Linked DNA regions of Homo sapiens: region 2 is linked to region 1. Evidence: chromatin loops called from intact Hi-C (ENCODE). Cell type or tissue: endothelial cell of umbilical vein. All regions are shown on one strand.

What was found. Hi-C counts contacts between places; a loop is a spot of excess contacts. Peaks named below come from ENCODE experiments on the same cell type or tissue, not always from the same donor. Only the 100,000 strongest peaks of a DNase experiment are listed, where the experiment ranks them.
Region 2: it touches region 1 in a loop (14-fold over the local background); 5 of 110 quality-filtered maps call a loop at or near these places.

What each region holds. Positions count from the first base shown.
Region 1 is chr5:40,329,340-40,337,339 of GRCh38, reverse strand. No RefSeq gene overlaps it. Among named protein-coding and RNA genes, the nearest start is that of LINC00604, 93 kb to the right of the region's middle. In endothelial cell of umbilical vein, no CTCF peak of the experiment used is centred here; DNase peaks (open chromatin) are centred at 3,729 and 4,149; H3K27ac peaks cover 1,998 bases.
Region 2 is chr5:40,199,812-40,207,811 of GRCh38, reverse strand. No RefSeq gene overlaps it. Among named protein-coding and RNA genes, the nearest start is that of LINC00604, 37 kb to the left of the region's middle. In endothelial cell of umbilical vein, no CTCF peak of the experiment used is centred here; DNase peaks (open chromatin) are centred at 3,471 and 4,721; H3K27ac peaks cover 2,776 bases.

The sequences.
Region 1 (8,000 bases):
TCTTGTCTTCTTGGTTTATTTCATTAATTTGATCTTCAATCACTGATACCCTTTCTTCCACTTGATTGAATTGGCTACTGAAGCTTGTGCATGCATCACGAAGTTCTTGTGCTTTGGTTTTCAGCTCCATCAGTACATTTAAGGTGTTCTCTACACTGTTTATTCTTGTTAGCCATTCGTCTAACCTTTTATCAAGGATTTTAGCTTCCTTGCGATTGGCTAGAACATGCTCCTTTAGCTCAGAGAAGTTTGTTATTACCGACCTTCTGAAGCCTACTTCTGTCAACTCGTCAAAGTCATTCCTCTGTCCAGTTTTGTTCCCTTGTTGGGGAGCAGCTGCGATCCTTTGAAGGAGAAGAGGCGCTCTGGTTTTTGGAATTTTCAGCTTTTCTGCTCTGTTTTCTACCCATCTTTGTGGTTTTATCTACCTTTGGTCTTTGATGTTGGTGACCTACAGATGGGGTTTTGGTGTGAATGTCCTTTTTGTTGATGTTGATGCTATTCCTTTCTGTTTGCTACTTTTCCTTCTAATAGTCAGGCTCTTCAGTTGAAGGTCTGTTGGAGTTTGCTGGAGGTCCCCTCCAGACCCTGTTTCCCTGGGTATCACCAGTGGAGGCTGCAGTACACCAAATATTGCTGCCTGATCCTTCCCTTGGAAGCTTCATCCCAGAGGGGCACCCACCTGTATGAGGTGTCTGTTGGCCCCTACTGGGAGTTGTCTCCCAGTCAGGCTACACGGGGGTCAGGGACCCACTTGAGGAGGCAGTCTGTCCGTTCTCAGAGCTCGAACACCATGCTGGGAGAACCACTGCTCTCTTCAGAGCTGTCAGAGAGGGAAGTTTAAGCCTGCAGAGACTGTCTTTCTTTTGTTTAGCTATGCTCTGCCACAGAGGTCGAATCTAGATAGGCAGTAGGCCTTGCTGAGCTGCAGTGGACTCTGCCCAGTTTGAGCTTCCTGGCCACTTTGTGAGCATAAAACCGCCAACTCAAGCCTCAGCAATGGTGGACACCCCTTCCCTTGCCAATCTGCAGCATTGCAGGTCAATCTCAGACTGCTGTGCTAGCGGTGAGAAAGGCTTTGTGAGCGTGTGACCTGCCGATCCAGGCACAGGAGGGGATCTCCTGGTCTGTTGGTTGCTAAGACTGTGGGAAAAGTGCAGTATTTGGGCAGGAGTGTATCATTCCTCCAGGTGCAGTCTGTCATGTCTTCCCTTGGCTAGGAAAGGGAAATCCCCCAACTCCTTGTGCTTCCTCTATGAGGAGACACACTGCCCTGCTTCAGTTTGCCCTCCATTGTCTGCACCCACTGTCCAACTAGCCGCAGTGAGATGAACCATGTACCTCAGTTGGAAATGCAGAAATCACCCATCTGTGTCGATCTCTCTGGGAGTAGCAGACCAGAGCTGGTCCTATTTGGCCATCTTGGAAGCCTCCCTGTTGTTCTTTTTTTTTTTTTTTAGAGATGGGGTCTTATTATTTTGCCCCAGCTGAATTTTTACCTCTGGGTTCAGACAATCTTCCTGCCTCAGCCTCCTGAATAGCTGGGACTATAGTCATTCACTACCACACCCAACTCAATTTTGGAAGTTTTTAAAGTGCATTATCACTTTAAATATTTTTCTGCATCAAACTTTCTTTCCTTTTGGGATTCGGATGATGTGAATAGTAGGTCTTTTAATATTTTGCCACAAGTCTCTAAGATTCTGTTTATTGTATTTTTCTAGAATAAAATTTTGTTGTTCAGATAATTTCAAGTTTACTGATTCTTTCCTCTGTGATGACCATCCTCTATTGAGTCCATCCAGTGAGTTGCTATTTTGATTGTTGTATTTTTTTTAGTTCTAAAATTTTCATTTCATTCTTTTTTAATATTTAAGATTTTTGCAAACATAAGGTGTAATAAATTACATGTCCAAACCTATTCAAATCCTGCCCTGTTTGTGTCTACAAGTTCTAGTACTGCTGCTTTGGAAATCCAACTACCACCACCATTGGGTTTGCCAGCAGAATTATCTGAAGCAGCAGAAAGGTGCCCTCTTTCTCATTCTGTTGCCCAAGTCTTAATCCCATCTGGATCTAAATCATATTTTAAAATTCAGCTGCAAGCAGTCTGAGAAATGTCATTTTGTTTTAGTTTCCTGTTTCTGCATTATAGAAAGGCATAAGGAAAAGGGCTGTAAGGTTGTTGAGGTAGTTGCTCTGCAATGTCTGCCTTAGACATATAGGTGGTAGAAAGATGAATGGAAATGCCAGAATTCTTCATCCTATGAATAATGATATCATAAGTGTCATCAACCTCACATTTTGAATACTGCTTTTTTGATGATGTGTCTTTTTTGCATTAGTGAGTTAAACTCCTATCTTGAAATTGTTTCCAGAGCTTGTGTTTTCTCCTTTGAATAGTATTGATTATAATAATATTGTGATGATGAATGATCTGTTGTGCTTGAATAGTGGAAACAGTATTAAATACAGTCATGTATTGCATTACAGCATTTTGGTCAACAATGAACTGCTTACACTAAAGTGGTTGAATAAGATTATAACAGAGCTGAATAATTGCTATCACCTAGTGACACTGTAGCCATCCAAATGTAGTAGGGCAAGGCACTACTCACATGTTTATAGTGATGCTGGTGTAAACAAACCTACTGTGCTGCCAGGAATATATAAGTGTAGCACATACAGTTATGCATAGTACATAATACTTGGTAATGATAATAAACAACTATGTTACTGGTTTATGTTTTATTATATTATACTTTTTATTGTAATTTTAGAGTGCATTTCTTCTACTTATTAAAATCAAAAAAGCTAACTGTAAAACAGCCTCAGGCAGCTCCTTCGGGAGGTATTCCAGAAGAAGGCATTGTTATCATAGGAGATGACAGCTCCATGCATGTTACTACCTGTGAAGACCTTCCAGTTGGACAAGATTTGGAAGTGGAAGACAGTGATATTAATGATCCTGATCCCCTGTAAGCCCAGACTAATGTGTGTGTTTGTGTCTTAGTTTTTAGCAAAAAAGTTTAAAAAGTAAAAAAAAATGCCTAATAATAGAAAAACCTTATAGAATAAGTATATAAAGGAAAAAAGTGTTCGTGTTTTAAGCTAAGTGTAGTTATGAGAGAGTTAAAAAGTTAAAAAATTACGAAGTCTATGAAGAAAAAATTACAGTAAGCTAAGGTTAATTTACTACTGAAGAAAACTAAAAAGAATAAATTTAGCATAGCCTAAGTGTGCACAGTTTAAACATTACTGACACTACTGTAGTGTACAGTATTGTCCTAAGCCTTCATTCATTACTCACTCACAAATTCACCCAAGCCAATACTAGTTCTGTAACCTCCATTCATGGTAAGTGCTCTATTCAGGTATATCATTTTTAATATTTTATAACCTATATTTACTGTACTTTTTCTGTATTGAGCTATGTGTAGATACACACAAATACCATTTTGTTACAACTACCTACAAAATTCAGTTCAATCGCATGCTGTACAGATTTGCAGCCTATGAGCAATACCCTAGGAGCATAGTAGGCTACACAATCTAGGTTTATGTAGGTACACTCTGCGATGTTCACATGACAAAATAGCCTAACAACACATTTCTCAGAATATGTCCCTGTGCTTAAATGACTCATGACTGTAATAGTGAATCCAGTAGGTTGTTAAGCTGAGTAAAACCATTTATATTAAAAACATTCACTCTCAGCTAGAGCATTGTCATAGTGAAGAAAATAGTCCTGTGTGGCAGTTCCTGCCAAGTGCCTCACCCCAGACTTCCTGCAATGCCTCAATCATTAACTCAGTTATTTTTTGAACATTTAACATGCACAATGACTATGCACAATGTTATAACATTTAGAATTTATATTTATGTATTGCTTTATCACTCTTTTACAATGTGCCTTTCCGTTTATTTTATCTCATGTAATATTCACAACCAGTTTATTTTTCAAAAGAAACTGAGACCTAAAGACTTTACTAAGAATACTCACCAAAATGAATATGCTCCATTGGTTATTTGATTTTGTCAAATGTATTCACTATGATCAATGCCATTCATATTCTAAAATTTAATAAATTTTGTCTTTACTTGTTATTTTTTGATATACATGGTATTTGAATTATGTGGAAATGAGAACATTCTGATAAAGATCTTGTTACTTTCCTATGAATCAGAGGGGAAATGCTGTATTTTATAAGTAACGGCTATTATCCTCCAATGTTGAACAGCTTCCTCTAAAATATTTCTATAAAAATGGTACCTTACATTTCATCTTGCTCAAAATGCATTGGATAATATATTTCTCCCATTCAACAATGAGTCTACTTTATAAGTCACACACAAAACAGTTCATTATTTAGTGTTACACTCATAAATTTAGTCATGACAAAGTTGCCAGTGCTATATAATTTTATTTGGCTTAGATTATAAAGATTTTATATGTCATTGAATCCATCTATATTCTTTTGTCTTTTTGCGTTTCTTTTACTCACATAATCTATCAAAAGGGACAAAATATGATTGAGTGTTTATGTAATTCATAATTTTATATTTTGAAAAATTCTAACTTTTTCTAACCAAATATTTAAAAATGAAATTTATCTGCATACCAATCATCATATCTCTGAAACATTCTAATGGATTTTTCACAAAATAATTTTTTAAACCTAAAAGTTGATATAGTTCTGATTAAACAGTTTGTTAGCTTTCTTTTCTTGGTGTAAATCACCAAAATAAAGAGTCAAGGACATATGTTTCTCTCTCTCTTCCCATCCATCCATCCATCCATCCATCCCTCCCTCCCTCCCTCCCTCTCATTTAATCCATCACCCAGTTTTTACTTTTGTGGTGATTTGTGGCATTCTAGATGTTATTGAGGAACCAATGGTTATAAAATAGAAGATAGAGTTAAAGCAAGATAAATATGGCCTGAGAAAGACTCCATACTTCTATATTTGAGTCCTTGTGGATGAACTGTAACCTATCTTAATAGTCAGACACAATTGAAAACCTAACTTAATAGTAGGCACCTGTAACAATGGCTGAGTGTTGGCCAATCCCAGTGGCTATACCACTCATAGACTGCTGAATGTTCAAACTGCATTCAAATAAGGCAAACACCAAGCTGTAACCAATCTCACTGTTTCTGTACCTAATTTCCGATTCCTGTTTGTCACTTTAACTTTTTTGTCTATAAATTTGTTCTGACCACAAGGACCACGAGGCACCCCTGGAGTCTCTGTGAATCTGCTGTGATTCTGGGGGCTGCCCGATTTGCAAATCTTTCATTGCTTAATTAAACTCCTTTAAATTAATTTGGCTGAAGTTTTTCTTTTCTCAGATGGTGTCAGGAGTAGGATCCGAAGTGGAGCTTCCAGTGACCCCCAGAAGTGCTGAGTGAACACTCAAGATACCTGCAGGACTCACTTGTGTCCATTGATCTCTCAGAGCAGCTGGGGATCACGGTTAAGCTCCCTCTCAGATTTTGGAGCTCCACGGATTTGCGTTTTGAGCTCTCCGAGTTTCTTTGAGCAGATTTCTGATCCAAACTGGGTTTAGAGTTGTGACAGAAACTGGACTGGGTCCAAGAATGGATTTGATCTGGGAATTAACTGGTTTGAATCCAGTTAGAGGCCTCTTATATCTGACTAGGTCAGAAAGGAACTGGTAGTAAGCAGTATTTTGCAGGGTTTATAAAATTTGTCTTTTGAAAATTCACAGGAATTTTTCTGTTCTACCCCTTTTTTTCATTTTTCTTGTGCGCTTAGGTAGGAAAAAAACAATCATTGGCTAAGTTAATCAAGAGAACCTGAGAGTAAAGTCAATATTTTAGGTAAAAATGGGATCCTTAATTTCTGGAAAACTGAGTTCCTTCTGGCTTATACATTAGGTCTGGGAGGCAGCGAAGTCTTACAGAAACACCAAAATATTACTAAAGATAACTCACAGTGGAACATCAGAATGAACAACAATGCATTGAAGTACATTTGAAAATGAGGGCTCTCAGTAAAGTTCCTTTTGGCTAAGAATGGGTTTGGCACTACAGCATGTCAACTGCTATTCTCCTTGGAATAATCTGCCTTGCGCTCTTTCCTGACGGCTGCAGGTGACAGGATTAGGAATGTACAGGATTGTGGGACATAGGGAGCTTTTTCCTCCCTAAAAGGGGAAACATGAGAGATGATGACACTGCTGGAAAAGATCCCTTTGCTATAAAAAAGCAGCCACCTGAACTTTTCAGTGTCGCTGGAATGGGGGGTGATCTTCTCTGGCCTTTTTGCCTTCCCCACCCTGCCACAGGCAATGCTTTTCTCTCTCTCCTTTCCCTTTCTTATCTTGCCTATTGCTCAGGGCAACCATCTTGCCCAGAGACCACATGTTGAAACTCATGGTCAGAGGTTGGATTAATGATGATGGGGCCCAACCAGGGGCAAACTTAAGCCTTGCCAGTTTGATATTAAGTGCTAAGCAGAGTGGCTAATGTCTATGTTTTATCACACATATTTTACTCTGGCCAGAACAAAAAAATATAATTTTCCTTTATCATGCAGCTTGGCCCCATTGCAATGATACAGCAAGCTGAGTCACTAGGGCCGCTCAGGGAAAGGGAACCCAGAAGCCTGGCATGCTGGCAAAAGGGTAAGAATTTCTTACCAGTCAGATTTTTGGTTTCTCTCTCTCTGTACAGTTGAATGAATGGTAAAAATCACTGTTTATCTCTTCTGTAAGGTTTTGATTAATGTTGAAAAGAATTCTGAGGCTAGTCTTAAACTGATGTATTTGTACTATGAATTTGTTTTTCTGGGTTGAGGGGTACCTTAGGATAAAACATAGGCTTAGGCCCTCATAAGCTTGCTGCTCCAGACGGCCCAGCAAGCTGGTCAATAACAAACTTTCCTGCAAGTCCCTGAAACAAACAAAAAAACTAGATAGGGTCTCTGTCTTGTTTTAGGTCCTTGGGAACTTGACCTTATGACCACATGACAGTATTTTCTCTTGGATTCCACCTTCCAGGGAACAGGAATTTTGGGGTTTATGTCATAGTTAGCTCTAAAAATTATCTCGAGTAGTTAAAAGCCTTTGCAATTTCAAAAGGAACTACTCTATAGACTCCTGGGAAGGACAGTCGAGACTGCCCTGTGCTGTAGCTCAGTATCTAAGATTTTGGCCTTTCACACTGGTGGTCTGGGTTTGATTTCCTGCTTAGGAAGTAAGTCCTTTTTTGGTTTAATATCTGCATAACCTTGTCTTGTCTCTTCTCCACTATAAACTATCTTAAATTGTCTTTTCTCTGATCACCTGGGAGGTTACCTTTGACATTTTCTTTTGAAAATTCACTGGCCTGGCTAAAATCGGGTGGTAAGAAATTTTAAAAGGACTTTATTGAAGAGTGCTATGGTTAAAAGTCAGCTTAATTAAAAGTGGATATTCAAGCTCTAACAGCCTGGACGCCTTGGGAAAAACAGGAGGCAACTGAAACCCCTTTCCTGGCCCTGTTCTTCCAAGGGCTCCACCCTAAAGCCAATAACCAATTAAGAAACTTAAAAACCAGCAAATGAAACATTTTACAACTACTGAAGTAATCTTCTTCTGTCTGTGTAATTATATATGTGTTGTGTGTAATGTTTATATAAAAGAGCACTAATTAATTAATTGGCTTAAATAAAAATAAGCGCTTAAATCAAATATTTTGAAAACAAAATAAAAACTGTAATTCCTTTTAGTTTATGTAACTTTAGTAATCTTTAGGAAATAAAAACAGCTTTAAAGATTATTGATAAAATGAATACATTTTTGTCTAAATTATGCAGGTCAAATATTAGGTTTGCTAACTGCTTTTAGGTCGTCATAAACTGCTTTGACTTTTGAAAATTGTTCAATTTATTTTGGAGGCATTAAGTTCTAAATAAGACCAGGAGATATATGGAATTAGCCATGCCCCCTAGCTATGCAAAGAATGTTATAAAGAAAAGAGATTTTATATAAGA
Region 2 (8,000 bases), 130 kb after region 1:
ACTGTGCTGTGCAATAAATTACCAGAACTTATTCCCACTGTCTAACTGAAACTTTGTACCATTTGACGAACATTTTCCCTTTTCCTACCCATTTCCTGCCGCCTCCTCTGCTTCTGGTAACCACCATTCCACCTTCTACTTCTTTGAATTTGACTTTTTTAAGATTCCACATATAAGTGAGATTATGCTGTATTTGTCTTTCTGTGCCTGGCTTATTTCACTTAGCATAATGTTCTCTAGATTTATCCATGTTGTTACAAATGACAGAATTTCAATTTTTTTTTTTTTTTTTAGATGGAGTTTTTCTCTTGTTGCCCAGGCTGGAGTGCAATGGCGCGATCTCAGCTCACCGCAACCTCTGCCTCCCAGGTTCAAGCAATTCTTCTGCCTCAGCCTCCTGCAGAATTTCATTTTTTTAAAGCCAGATAGTATTCTATCATTTACCTATACCGCATTTTTAAAATCCATTCATTCATTGATGGGTACTTAGGTTGTTTCTATGTCTTGCTATTGTGAATAGTGTTGCAATGAATTTAGGAATACAGGTATCTCTTTAACATACTGATTTTAAGTACTTTGGATATATACCCAATGATTGCTGGATCATATGGTAATGCTATTAATATTTTTAGTGTTTTGAGAAACCTCCATACTGTTTTCAAAAATGGCTGAACTAATTTACATTCCCACCAACAGTGTCCAAGGTTTCCTTTTCTCCACATCCTCACCAATACTTATCTTTCATCTTTTTGATAGTAGCCATTCTAACACGTGTGAGGTGATATCTCATTGTGATTTAATTTGCATTTATCTGATGGTTAGTGATGAGCATTTTTTCATAATCTGTCAGCTACTTGCATGTCTTAAGAAATCTCTAGTCAAAGAAAAAAGTTTAGACTTGTGCAGAAATAATGATGATACTAAGAATTATGAGATACGTACAACATAAGAGATTCCCACATGGAGTCTTCAAAAATCAGAAGAGAGATAAAACCTTCACAGGTTAGATGATCAGGGAAGAGTAGATGGGTTAAGTAGAATTTGCATGGCTTTGCACCTCGACAGTGCCTATAAAAAGCTTTCTATTACCTGACATACATTTGTGACGCTGTCTGCACTTAGTAATGTTTACTCTCTTTCTGTTTTAAATACATTTTGTTTTCGATGTTTTACTTTCCACTATAATGTTTGTAATATGGATTCTTCTTATTTCACTATTTGGGATTTATTGTCCTTACTAAATCTACAATTTATATACTCTTTATCAATTCTAAAAAGCTTAGTCATCGTCATTTTGAAAATAATCTCTCTGTAGCTGCCACGGAGAATTCTAAACAAATGTATTTGAAAGTATTTTATTCTTATCTTTCATGCTTTTAATTTTATAATTTCACGTTATGTCTCTTGGTTTCGTTACAGGAATCTTCTTTCAGTTCACTAATTGTATCAGTTTATCACTGCTGCATAACAAACCATTCTGAAACTCAGCAGCTTAAAACAATGAGTATGTATTACTATTGCTCATGAACCAAGTCAGCAGGCTGATCCTTGTGATCTCAGTTAGATTCACTTAGGTGTCTGAAGGAAGCTGTGGGTTGGCTTTGCAGATTTTGGCTGGTTTTAGCCAAAATGTCTGGGGTCTCAACTAAGATGACTCAGCTCTTCTCTGGGTACTCTCTCATCAGGCTAGCCTAGGCATATTCTCATGGTGGTTATGGGGCTGTGATAGAGCAGGACCATTGAGGCCAAGTCTCAAGCTCCTATCAGGTTTCATTATTATTTTTGTGAACCCTACATATGTTGCCTTTGCAAACATCACTTCATTAAAAAGTATAAAAATCATGTTTTACAATGGTATTGGTAGAAAGATTAATATGATCCAAGCTACACTTATTACTGTAACTTCATCTTTTTTCTCCTACTTAATTAATTGTTATTATTATTTTTGGAGATAGGGTCTCACTCTGTTGCCCAGGCTGGAGTGCAGTGGCATGATCTTGGCTCACTGCAGCCTTGACCTTCTGGGTTCAAGCCATCCTTCCACCTCAGCCTCCTGAGTAGCTGGGTCTACAGGTAAGGGCCACTGGGCCTGGCTAATTTTTACACCTTTTTTTTGTGGAGATAAGGTCCCAGTCTCACTATGTTGCCTAGGCTGGTTTCAAACATGTAGGTTAAAATGATCATCCCACCTCGGTCTCCCAAAGTGCCGGAATGATAGACATGAGCCACCACATCTAGCATTTTTTCTACTTTAAAATAAATTAATATTAAAACACTTTTATGGGCCTCTGAAAGTACTATGGTCCCCAGAAATTTTAGGAATTGTGACATTCATGCCTAATGAATGTCAGCCCTGCATGCTATCACTTCTGCCACATTCTCTTGGTCAAAGCCAATCGAAAGGCAAGCCCAGACTTTAAGACTAGGAAAATAGACTCCACTAATTTAATGAGCTCTGCAAAGTCACACTGCAGAGGGTTTAAATATAGGGAGGGATGAAGAGTTGAGTTCATTTTTTAATCAATCTACCACATCAATTCTCTCTTCCTGTATATTTAATCTATTTAGTTCATCTGTTATTTTTGTTTCTTGCTTTTTTTTGGTTCAAGTTTTTGTTTTCTTTCATTTCCAAACACATTTAAAGTATGCTTATTTTGTATTTTGATTCTAATAAATGTAATACCAAAAAACTTACAAGGCAAATTGTTCGTGTGTGTGTGTGTGTGTGTGTGTGTGTGCACGTGCGTGCTAGCTCTTGCTCTTGGGAGTTTATTTTTTTATAATTTGGTAACTTTGATTTGATGGTGGGTCCATTTCCCTCTGCTTTTGTCCAATGCCCAGGATATTAAACACAGAACTATGTAAAGTTTATTTCTCAGTTTAGAGGTTCTTGGTCATGCATTGACCAAGTATGTAATATGAATTCAACTGCCAGTCTACCTGGATGCAGCTAATCTTCAGGGAAGATGTTTTTCCCTTACCTGGAACTGAGGCACAGAGACTTGAGTGAACCCACAAATAGCTAATGATGGGGTAGGGTTCCCTAGGCAGACATGATTGAGAAAGGCATAAAAGATCCAACAGAGATTTTCTGGATAATACTATGTCTTACACCTGGTGTCAAATAATAAAAGAAAGCCTTCCAGAGCAAAAACAATAACAACAACAGCAATAACAACCACAGTAACAAACCAAGACTAAACTATTAACTTGTCAGGGAAGGAAACACATGCTAATGAGGAAATTCAATTAATAGAGTTATTTGCTGAAGGGGAAAAGTCAGAGGTTTTTATATACTGCAGAGAAGGAGTTCATAATTATACTAAGCATGGAAAACTAGCACTCTGGAGAGGACAGAGTGAGTCCATAGGTCTGTGTACACTTGGCTAAAATAGTCTCATTGTTCATTTTTCATAATAGTGTCTTCAATTAGGTTCAGCAAAGATCTGGCATCCAGGTCACTCAAAGTTCAGGAAAATATCAAGCTATTTAGAGCCAGCTGTGATAAAATACAAAAGTCAGTTTTGATATCTCCTAGGCAAGTGCTGCTGGAAGTGGGAAACTTATTCATACTGGCCTGAGGAAGATATTGTATGAAAAGTAATATAAGCCATTCCCTTGGACTCTGCCTTGCTACTCAAAATATGGACTATGGATCAGAGCATAGGTATGACTTTGGTAGTTGCCAACAGTATAGATTGTTAAGACTTCACCCCAGCTCCACTCTGAGTCAGAATCTGTATTTTATTAAAGTCCTCAGTTTTTTCATACACACACTAAAGGGGGGAAGAACAAACTTTAAAATAGGATTTTAGAAAAGTGGTTTTCCAACTTGGTGTATAACAGAATCAACAAGAGAATTGGAGCCACGGATTCACTGGGTTCAGATAGGACCCAGACCTTTCTATTTTTACCAAGCTTCCCAGGAGATTCTGATACCTACCAAAGCTGGAGAACCATGATTTTAGAACATGCTTCTCTTACTCAGGATCCATAAATGCAAAATTAGTAAGAAGCATATTCTCTGAGAGTAAAGCTCTGGTTTTATCCAAGAATCAAACCAAATGCACAATTTCACTTGGAATTTAAGCATTATAATTACAGAGTCACCAGGATTTTTAACACCTAGAATTTCCATCACCTAAAAACACATCCAGCATAAGTAAGATTTTTTTCCCATAAGAACACTGTAAGAAAAAAAATACTGCATCTGTGAGAATATTCCAATGAAGATAATCCTCTATTAAGAAACAAATAAATTCTCAATTCTTTGGAAATGGTGGAAATAGTTAGCTATTATAACTGTTTATGAGAGCAGAGAAATGACTGAATCTTAGCTTGTAAGAAATTTCTCCATGTACTTATCAAGCCATTAATTTTCTTAATAAATTAGAAATTTCCTTTTACAATTAATAAAAACTGGCTTTAGTTACCAAGGTTTCTTTTAAGAAAGGTAAATTTTGGTGCTTCATATTTGAAATCAATTTCAACAAAAAAAAGACAAGTTTTTTTCACAACAGTTCTCTCTAAGGCACCCTGATATTGGCATCAGAAAGAATGAGGTCATGTGCTTTTAATAAACCCAAAAGCTATCAAATGTAGAAAATTATTTGGTTATTTCCTTTACTGGATACAGAACCTTATATGTATTAGTCATTTAATTATGAGTTCAGAAATGAATTTGTGATGCTAGGAGAACAATATTCATTAATAATTAGGGAAATGAGCAATGCAGAAAGTTTTCTAATAGGCCCAACCCTTCTATTTCCTGCACAGTAAATATTTGTGAAGGAAATATGCTGTAATAAGATAAGAGGTTCAGTAGAAGCACATCTGTAATTTCTCCCTGAATAATTCAGACTCAACATGACATTGGCAACTGTTTAAAGAAATATATTTAATCCTAGATGGTTGTTATAATATAGTGCTTATACCAGAAAATCCTCAGCTTGCTTTTCTAAAGCATTACATAATGTGATCCTTTATAACCAAGACCATCATTTTACATCTGAGGAAAAATATGAAGGCAAAACCAAGAAACTTAACTATTTGCAGATATGAAAGAAAAACATATTCTTTTGACTTTTCGTTTTGTTTGGTTTTGTTTTTGAGACAGAGTCTTGCTCTGTCGCCAGGCTGGAGTGCAATGGCGCGAACTCAGCTCACTGCAACCTCCACCTCCCCAGTTCAAGCGATTCTCCTGCCTCAGCCTCCTGAGTAGCTGGGACTACAGGCATGCACCACCATGCTCGGCTAATTTTTTGTATTTTAGTAGAGACGGGGCTTCACCATGTTGGCCAAGATGGTCTCGATCTCCTGACCTCATGATCCACCCGCCTAGGCCTCCCAAAGTGCTGGGATTACAGGCTTGAGCCGCCACGCCCAGCCTTCCTTTGACTTTTAATGCAAATATATTTCCAATAAAGTTTCTAGCATTTGATTTGTATTTGAACAATACGTTTGTCAAAAGAACTGGGTTATTATGAAGAAGAATAAAAAGCTGTAAACGTGTATACTTTTCGATTTGGTATTCCAGATCAAAGCCTTTTAGCCTAAGGAAATAATAACATGTATAAAGACGTATGTATAAGAATATTTATTGCAATGCTAAGAAACAGTAAAAAATTAATCAGTAACTTTGACTTCCAACTTCAGTTAAGGAAAGGTCAATCATGTTAACTGATAAGAAAATGTAGAAGGAAATTGACCCCATTGTCTATATAGGTTCACATACAAAATATTTTCATAAAGTTTTAATTAGTCATTAATGATTTAGTGGCAGAAAATTTATTCTGGATAACTTAAAAATAATTCTTTTATCAGAATAAGAGTGATATGTCCCAGAAATAGCATGAGAAGATGGATACTACTTTTGAGCTGCAAGTGCCTAAGTGTTTCATGAGATTTCAGTTCTTTTGGGCTACGGAAATAGTGTCTTCAAGAAAACCTATCTAAACCTCAGCGGGCAAGAGGCCCTATTAGACATCTAGCTTATGTGAATATTAATAAAATAATGGAAACAAATATTCAAAGTAGGGTATTAAACTGTGGTATAACTCTTCAGCGGAATAGTATTAGCTATTTAAAATTCTTTTAGAAGACTTTCAAAACATGGGAAGAGTTTCATCATGAAATGTTGGGTTTAAAAGAAAGGATGTTAAAAATAATATGTTCAGCATAATCTAAAACTTATAACAATATATCTATATATAGACAACAAGCGGTAAACCTATATGCACTAAAATGCTTATAGTAATTATCTCTTGGTGGCAGGATTAGAGATTTTTTTGCTTCTTTAAGGAGAAGTAGAGTAGCACATTTATTATCTACTGTTGCTATAACAAATTACCACAAAGTTAATAGTTTAGAACAACACAAATTTATCTCACAGTTCCATAGTCAGAACTCTAGGAGGCCCAGCTCGTTTCTCTGCTCTGGGTTCCATGATGCCAAAATCAAGGTGCTAGTCAGCTAGGGCTCTTACATGAAGGCTCTGAAGAAGAATCTACTTTAGGCTCATTTAGGTTGTTGAAAGAATTCAGCTTCTTGTGGCTGTAGGACTCAGGTCCCCGTTTCCTTGCTGGCTGTCAGCCAGGGTTGTTCTCAACTTCTAAGGACTGCCACACTTTCCGGCTCATGGCTACTTTCATCTTCACATCCAGCAACAGTGGGTGAGGTCTCATGATTTACACCTTTCCTGACTTTTTATTCCATGGCATCTCTCTGACTGAATCCAGCTGGAGAAACTTCTCTGCTTTTTAGGCCTTGAGGAAATTAGATTGGATCCACTTGGATAATCCATGAACCTGTTAAATGCCACTGATTAGCAACCTTAATTCCATCTGGAAAGTCCCTTCCTCCATTAACATAACATACTCACATAACATAACAATACTCACAGGATCCATGGACTAGGGTAGAGACACATTTGGAGAGTGATTTTCTGGCCTACCACAATAGTGTAATGGTAATGGTATGGGCTTAGAGACATGTAATAAATAGACCTTGTTTTTATTTCAAAAGCTGCCATTCAATATATGTAGACCTTGTTATGTCATCCATGTCTCAGTTTTCTTGTGTACAAAATGAGGATAGTAAATATATTGATTTCACTGGATGTTTCTGAAAATTAAATCAGACACTATAATAAAAGCATATGCTGCAATTCTCAGTAAAGATTAGCCATGATATTGACATTTTTACTCTTGATACATTTCCATCTTTTCTACAATGAACTTATTTTAGAAATCATGAGAAAATCAATACAAATTTATTTTAAAGGCACGACTATTTAATTTCATTCATATGGTTATGTCTGTTGGAGAACCTATATTTTCCCATCCTTAAAATAACTTTTTCCTGTATTGCTTACTACCTGGAATTGATCTTCCATTTCAAATATATACATTGAAATATATATATACATTTATTTCCTCTGTCACCCAACTAGAGCAAGTGCTGGTAAAATATCAGTCTTGTTCCCTGCTGTATCTTTAGTGTTTAGAAAAATTCCTGATACTTAGTTGGTACTTTATAAATATATGTTAAATAAATTAACTTTTAATACATACATACAAACAAGAGCCTAATTTTACAAAATTTTGGATTACTTAGCAATTTTTCTTTAATATAAGTTTCCCAAAAGAAGAAAGTCTTTGTATTTTTATGCTGAAGTTTTTGAAAGTTTAAATTTTCCCTCATCTAAAATGTTCTTCCCAGTTAGCATATTTAAAATGTATTTGTTCTTATAAAACCTTCCAGTTTCAGGCAAGAGAGGTAAATCTACTCAATAATAAAAAATCACCTTGTTTTCTTTCTTTTCTTTTTTTTTTTTTTTTGACAAGGTCTCACTTTGGAGTGATGTGGTGGCATCTTAGCTCACTGTAACCTCCACCTCCCAGGTTCAAGCGATTCTCCCACCTGAGCCTGCAGAGTAGCCGGGATTATAGGCGTGAGTCACTGTGCCCAGCTAATTTCTTTGTATTTTTAGTAGAGACAGG